3 separate regions of the Mus musculus genome follow, and all the other regions are linked to region 2. Evidence: chromatin loops called from intact Hi-C (ENCODE). Cell type or tissue: left cerebral cortex. All regions are shown on one strand.

Evidence for each region. Hi-C counts contacts between places; a loop is a spot of excess contacts. Peaks named below come from ENCODE experiments on the same cell type or tissue, not always from the same donor. Only the 100,000 strongest peaks of a DNase experiment are listed, where the experiment ranks them.
Region 1: a loop joins it to region 2, with 2.6 times the contacts of the local background. A loop is called at or near these places in 3 of 42 quality-filtered maps.
Region 3: a loop joins it to region 2, with 2.9 times the contacts of the local background. A loop is called at or near these places in 13 of 42 quality-filtered maps.

The regions. Positions count from the first base shown.
Region 1 is chr10:95,939,407-95,941,906 of GRCm38, reverse strand. Eea1 (early endosome antigen 1) reads right to left here and starts at 1,244. Exons shown (of 29, transcript NM_001001932.3): 1 at 935-1,244. The coding sequence starts at 958. In left cerebral cortex, a CTCF peak has its summit at 1,177; DNase peaks (open chromatin) are centred at 721 and 1,270; H3K4me3 peaks cover 2,058 bases; H3K27ac peaks cover 1,024 bases.
Region 2 is chr10:95,563,070-95,565,569 of GRCm38, reverse strand. It overlaps Nudt4 (nudix (nucleoside diphosphate linked moiety X)-type motif 4), which reads left to right and starts at 1,424. Exons shown (of 5, transcript NM_027722.5): 1 at 1,424-1,908. The coding sequence starts at 1,813. In left cerebral cortex, a CTCF peak has its summit at 1,452; DNase peaks (open chromatin) are centred at 811, 1,356 and 2,088; H3K4me3 peaks cover 1,742 bases; H3K27ac peaks cover 1,655 bases.
Region 3 is chr10:95,683,932-95,686,431 of GRCm38, reverse strand. No RefSeq gene overlaps it. Among named protein-coding and RNA genes, the nearest start is that of Gm47708, 45 kb to the left of the region's middle. In left cerebral cortex, a CTCF peak has its summit at 1,066; DNase peaks (open chromatin) are centred at 1,175 and 1,386.

The DNA.
Region 1 (2,500 bases), 380 kb before region 2:
AGCTGTCTAAACAGAATCTTCCCTTCCTGTGTACTGGCTGACTCAACCCTCCTTGGCACATTTCTTAACTAAATGCTACACATTCAGTAAGTTCTTGTCCTTTGAACTAATTCTCCTACTCTCTAGGTAACATCTCTTTACATTAACCAGCTGCAGAAGGGAGCGAATGGAAGCTATCCAAAACACTTGAGTAGGCAACTCTTATTAGAAGCGATTTTAATTATGTTATTCTAGGAACTGGTACCTAAACAAAACATCTACGGCTTTCCAACGCTCTTACCTTTTTACCCTCAAGATTTCCCAGATTTTACATTGAGATAGCCCTGGTGGAAACTAAACTGGAGTGTATCTGCCGTTTGAGCCATTTAGTCCTGGATAACTAAAATGAGGTTCTGGGTCTTGGAGAGGAAAATGCACTTGTAATTCTTAAAAGAAACTTTCCAACAGTGAGTAATATCTTCCTTCTCCACCGACTTTGGCAGTTCAGCGTCTTCAAGTCCCAGGACTAGGCCGGGTCTCCCATGACCCTCCTGTACCGTGCAGATAGATGAGTAAGGAGGCAGACAGGCAGGTGCGTGTCGTGGGAAGGTGGTGGCACGCTGGGGCAGGGAAGGGCCCCGCAGCCGCCCGCAGCCGAGCACCCACGGGCGCGGAGCCGGGAGCGGGGAGCGGGGAGGGGCGCGCGCGGGCACCACACCCTCCAGCCCGTGGTGACAGCCCCGAGCGCGGGAGCCGAGGCTGGAGGCCCTCCGGGCTCCGGCCTGCGCCCCGCCCCACCCGCAGCCCGGCTCCGGCAGGACCAGCAGGCCTCGGCGCACGCTGTCACCGGGCCTAGCGGAGCTCTGAGCGCCCCCGCCCTCCAGCCCGGGCTGCCCCGCGGCCGGGCTCGGACGCTCGCGCTCACGTGCTGCCGGAAGGACGGTTTCACTCTTACCCTCTGCAAGATCCTTCGAAACATGGTTTGGCCGGCCGCCGCCGCCGCCGTCACCGCCGCCGCCGCCGCGGGGACTCTCCGCGCCCTTATGCGGGTTACTCACGACTGGAGGGCGCGAGGGGCCGGCAGCCGAGCCGGGAGGGAGGAGGGCGGGGAAGAGGCGGCGGTGGACGCGGCTTTGGCGGCCCCGACTTCCCCACAGGCGGCGAGAGGCTCACGAGCACGAGCCAGCGAGGAGGGAGCCAGCGAGCGCCCGCCTGCCGGGCCGCCCCCGTAACTGACAGCTGGGCGGGCCCGCCCGCCCGGGGCCGAGGGGCGGAGCCGCTGCAGCCCCGCCTCCTCGGCCTGTCCATCCGCGGGGAGGGCGGGGCCGGAGGGAGGGCCGGCCCGAGGCTTCGACCAATCGGAAGCGGGGCTAGTGTGAGAGACAGGCCACAGGAAGCTGGTGCCTTGGCTTCTTCCGCCGAGAGCTTGGACCTTGGGTGCCGGACCCTGCTCGGGAATGTTGAGGGTTGCCTGGTGTTCTGATGGAGAAGATGCGTGGGGACCTCACGGGTCCCGCCTGGAGGTGTCCCCCACACGGGGATGGAAGAACAGGTTTTAGAGCTAACTTCAGCTGAGCCCCAGCCTAGGATGGAAGTTTGCTAGCGCTCTTAGTGCAGCAACCCCGAGCCGGATCCTCCTCTTGGCTGGAAAGGCTGATTCGACCTCTAAACTCCAAGCCATTGTGGACCCGAGAAACCAAGGCTTACTTAACTGTGTTGGGCTTCCCCCTGCTTTTCCATACCCAGGTTACCCGCTTCCTTCCTGCTTCTGATTGCAATCAGAGCAACAATAAAACATGGGAGGAGGCTGGGTTTGGGATTAACTAGAGAAGTTTGGGTTTATCCTTTTGTGACAGGGCAAAGGTTTCTTCATCTTATTTCAGCTGGAGCCATCCTTGTTTTAAGCTGAAACACACACACTTTTACTAGCCCTTCCGTGGGAAAGCACCTAACTATGTTCTAAAAGCAAGGGGTAGAAATACCCCAGCTAACTTCGTGTCCTTGGCTTCTGTTTAACCACTTGCTTGCTTCCTCCTTCAACTGCCAGCTAGGATGTGAGTTTTCTGTGTTCTTTGTCTCTAGAAACTCTCTGTAATGTGCATTCGGGGTTGCTCTGTTATAAGTGTTTCTCTCCCAGGCAATTCCAGTGCTTGGGAGGCCTCTGCCAGGTTCTAGATGACTAAACTGCACAAGGTGAAACTTGGGATACTGACAGTACCTAGTGACCTGGGAGCTGAGAGAGCAATCAGAAAGGCTGGGAACTGGGGATGCCTAGATTGTGGGGTGGGGGAAAGCATTGAATACCTCAGGTAAGGTTTCTCTATCTGTAGCTAATAATCCTAGGGACTTGTGGAAAAGCTAAATGCAGTGTCAGTTTCTGAGTCGGTGGGGCCTCCAGGACGCTGTTAGGTCAGGATTGTGGGGGTGGGGGGGCTACCAGATTTGAGAACTTTGTCCTATTTTTGTATTGTGTAGATTGCTTGTGCTGTTCATTGTTCTTGAGAAATTTAAAATCATGGGT
Region 2 (2,500 bases):
CTGGTCAAAGATCTGCGAGACCCACTACTCCCAAATCAATTTAATATTCCGCCCCGTGATTGGTCACTAATTCTCTGTTCTTAGGTTCTTATTCGACTGGAGGGGCAGGGTCTGACCGGTTTTGTAAGATGCCAGAGCCTGGCACACCGGAGGCCTTCCAGGAATGAAAAACAAAACGGATGTGGCTGTCTAAACAGTTCTGTGGGAAGTGAAGCTCCTGTAGGTTAGGAGTTCGGGTTTTGAAATAGGGTCTCATGTAGACCAGTCTAGTCTCACCAGTTCTAAATGGCAGGGAATGGCCTTGAATTCCGAATCCTTCTGTTTTGGGCTCTCAAGTGCTGGGATCACATACCTGGGATTCCACACCTGATTTGGATTAGGGGTTTTCTTGAATTCCAGTGATGTCAGGTCTCCTACTTTTTTTCTTTTTCTTTCTTTTCTTTCTTTCTTTCTTTCTTTCTTTCTTTCTTTCTTTTTTTTTTTTTTTTTTTTGGTTTATGGTTTTAGGTTTTCGAGACAGAGTTTCCTCTGTATAGCCCTGGCTGTCCTGGAACTCACTCTGTAGACCAGGTTGGCCTTGAACTCAGAAATCTGCCTGCCTCTGGCTCCCAAGTGCTGGGATTAAAGGCGTGCACCACCACTGCCCACCGGTCTCCTACTTTCTATCTTGGCTCTTCAATAGCACTGAAATATTGGGAGTTGTTCCAAGTGCCTAAAACTGTAAGCTTCCAGACAACAAACATCCCACTGATTTACTGCTATGGCCTTACTTAGAATGAGATACACACAGAATAACAGCCATAACCAGTGTTCATGAATGCACTCTGGAGGGTCAGCGGAGGTGGGGATGCCACAACACAGACAACTGGCTATAGTCCACTTCAAAGCCTCAGCTGACTCTTCAAGAGCACATAAAAGCACTCTCATCGAAACAGAGGAAGTGGGGAGAGGGAGAAGGAAGGGGAGAGGAGAGAGAGAACTCAATGAATTTAACCTTCCTAGCCTTCACAAGCAATGCTAACCGCGATGCTTCAGTAGTCCTGCCATGGCTCCGGGGACCTTGGCTCCAGGACCCAGTACTGGGGTCCGTCCCTAAAGGGAACTCTATCGGACCTCTAAAACGGAGAACGAGGAGGTCTCTGCTCGCTTCCCTTCCCTGGCCTTGTACAAAGCGCACCCCCCCCCCCAAAAAAAAAAGGCCTCTGGAGCACTCGCCCGCGGGCAGGGCAGAGCTGGCGGAGCCCTAGACTTAGGCCTCGAGCCCCGCCCCCCGGCTGGTCGAAGCCGCGCCCCCAGCTCCCCACCCTACCCCCGCCCGGCAACGGTCCTGGCGCGCAGGCGCACTGGCGCGCCCAAAGGAGGGAGCGCGCCGGCGCGCGCGCGCGGGAGCCCCGCTTAAATGCGGGCGAAGGGGGCGGCGCGCATCCTCGGCGTCTCTGCCCGGTCTGCACCGTCGCTTCCAACTGTCTCCGCGTGGCACGAGCCACGAGCCGCGCTCTTCCCCCGGCGGCGGCGGCGGCGGCGGGTGCAAGCAAGGAGTGGCTGCGAGCGGCGGCGGGCTCCATGGAGAGCGGCGGGCGCCGGAGCAGAGGCGGCGCTTCCACCGCTGCGCCCGGACTGCAGTGACCCGCGTTCCGCCCCGCGTCCCGGCGGCCGCCCGGCCTCGCCGTCCGTGTCCGTGCCGCCGCCGCCGCCCGTCCCACCGGCGCCCGAGCATCGCGACTTCCTTCGGCCCGACTCCCCGGCGGGGTGGCGGCGGCCGGGTCCCCACGGTGGCGGCCGGAGCAGCGGCTGCAGGAGCCCGGCTCTAGGATGAAGTTCAAGCCCAACCAGACGCGGACGTACGACCGCGAGGGCTTCAAGAAGAGGGCGGCCTGCCTGTGCTTCCGCAGCGAGCAGGAGGACGAGGTAAGCGCGGGGACAAAGGCTGGCGACCGGGCTTCATCCCGCACCCCCCTGCACCGCCCGGGCCTGCGGGTCACCGGCAACCCCCACGCCCGGAGCTGGAGATCGGCCTCCGGGGTTCGCCAGCCTGCCTTTTAGACCTCCCATTAGGTCGCAAGCTGTTGGCTTCATTACGTAGATACCTCCTTTTGCAAAGCGGACTCCGCTTTTAAAGTTTTTCTGACGACCGAAAGATGGCCAGCGAGAGATGTGGAATGACGCCAGAAGGGACAAGATAGGCCAGGAACGGGGCGAAGTTGCCCTTTTCAGCCCGGCCATCTCTCGCTCTTCTGGTTTCTCAAGGCTGTTCTGCGGTGTGACTTGACATCTGGGAAGGAGCGGCGTGTGATTTTACCCGACCCTTCGCCCTGCTTTGGACGGATAGGGACCTTTGGAGTAATCTCTGGGAGAGCCTATTTTATTTCACTTCAGTTCTATTCGGTTTTAAAATGATTCCGTTTTCATCCTGCTCTGGATAGTTCAGTCACTTGGTAGCTGGGGGAAATCTTGTAGCGCTGCCACGCCTAAAATGAACTGATAGAGGAAAAAAAGTTAG
Region 3 (2,500 bases), 120 kb before region 2:
CACATTGTTCAAAAATTAATCCCTGAACAAGAGCTTTCAAAGTCTTAAACATTTCTGGTCCCAAGTCTTTGGATGAGGATGAGGGATGCTCAACCTGGCATTTGTGCAGTTATGTGAAGAGTGTGTATGTCTGTGGGTGTGTCGTCTGTCTGTCTGTCTGTCTGTCTGTGTGTAAGAGAGCAGCCAAGGCACTGGCTGGGTGGATTACAGATAAGAGTACAGGCTGCTCAGGTATAAGCGCCTGAGTTAAGACACCAGCACCCACAGAGCAACGCTATGTGTGTAGTCATGTGTGCCTGACCTAGTGCACAGGTGTGTGCACCTGCATCCACACATGCACCTTCTTCACACGTGTGCACATACATGACACATACACCCACAAAAAGAAAGAACAAAAGAAGGTTCACAGGAGGCAGAATAATTTTAACTCCCATTTTTACTCCTTTTATACGTTTTTTTTTCAAACTAATAGTAATGAACGCTATGCTTGCTCATTTTAAGACCCCGTACATATTTTTTGTTTTGAACAGAAATCAGAATGATGTAGTTTTGTTCTACTTTGCTCTGTCTTGTCTAAAAATTCACACTCTTCCCAAGCAAAGGAGGAAAATGTCAAAATATAATCATTCACAACATAGCTGACTTATGGTCAGGAAGTTTATTCAGTGTACTTATGCACAGTGAGTAAGCTGGGAAGAGTTAACAAGAAGTGGGTGGGGTTGCATGGCCTTACGAATGACTTTAATTTTCTCGCTATATGGACTTGATTTTTTATTACCTTACAAGAAAAGTGCATTATATATATAATTGTCAAAAGTAGAGATTGGTTTTTTTGGGTGTTTTTTGTTTGTTTTTTGTTTTTGCGTTTTGTTTAATAAATGTATTCTGGCGAGGGAGGATTGGGGGCGTTTTCTTATTCTCTTCTCTGTTACTTGACCCTAAGGAGAGGTCACGGGGCAAACCATAGCCATTGAACTTGCGTGGTCACGTGACACCGCAATTGTGCTTCTTAAATCCAAGAGCTTAGGCAATCCTCAGCCTCCACACCAGGATTTCCTCTATATCGCTCATCCTAGAGGGGTAAGTTGCCCCTAGAGGTTAGTTCCACTTTGAAAGCACCTCCACCGTATCCATGGTAACAAGACTCCTGTGAGAATCTGTATTTGCAAACTCCACAGGCTACTGGAATGTAAAGGCAAGAAACGGGAACTTGCTAACACAACACATTTCACATTAGCTGCACCCTGAAATCATAACTATAAAAATTATTGTCCTTATAACAATAAAATAAAAAATAAGGCTATGATATGGTCCGGCAAATGCACTCTGGAGTATGTGCCTCAAAGAACTGACAACAAGAGCTTGAACAAATATGTATGCAGGCATAGTCAAGCAGCCTGATTCAAAACAGCTGACGCGTGGGGTTGAGCTAAGTGTCCGTCAAGGGATGCATGGATAAACAACAACAACAAAAGCCTGGAAACAGCCAGCTATAAATAGAATGAAAGACACACACTCCACTGAAGACTGTGCTAAGTGAAACAAGCCTGGCGCAAAAAAAAGGAAATAAGGGGCTGGTGAGATGGCTCAGCAGTTAAGAGCACTGACTGCTCTTCCAAAGGTCCCGAGTTCAAATCCCAGCAACCACATGGTGGCTCACAACCATCTGTAACAAGATCTGACGCCCTCTTTTGGTGTGTCTGAAGACAACTACAGTGTACCTACATATAGTAAATAAATAAATCTTAAAAAAAAAAAAAAAGGAAATAATCTATGATCCCAGTAGTGTGAAGTCCCAAGGGCCAGCGACTCAGAGACAGGGGGCAGAAGGATAGAAGGGACTAGAGCCTGGCAGAGAACGTCGGGATTCATTTAAAGAATTCAGATCTGCAGTGTTGCAGGGCAGGAGAGTATGCTGAAAGTAAAGGTGGGATGATCACAATGGTACTACACTTGATACCACTGACCTGTGCGCCAACAGTGGTTGGCATAGGGTAGTTATGTCACATGAGGGCTGGGGTTGAGCCCCAGAGGGTAGAGTGCTCTCCTGGTGGGCACAAAGCCCTGGGTTGAATATCTAATGCATAAACCCCAGGTGCAGTGATATATATCTGTAATCCTAGCACTTGAGAAGTAGAGGCAGGAGACTGGAAGTTCAGGGTCATTCTAGGCTAGTTTCTAGTCAGCTTGAGATATGTGAGACCCTATAGAGATATATTAGACAGACAGACAGACAGCTGATAGATAGATAGATAGATAGATAGATAGATAGATAGATAGATAGATCGATGATAGATAGATAGATAGATAGATAGATAGATAGATAGATAGATAGACAGACAGGCAGATGATAGACAGATGTCAGAATTGTCTTTCCATTTGCTCCTGAGCGATCTGATGACTACATGCTGCCACAGAATTTGGTCATTCTTTACTAACTAGCTTAGCACTCACTATGTAGCCCAGGCTGGCCTCAAACCCATGACTCATCAGCCTCAGT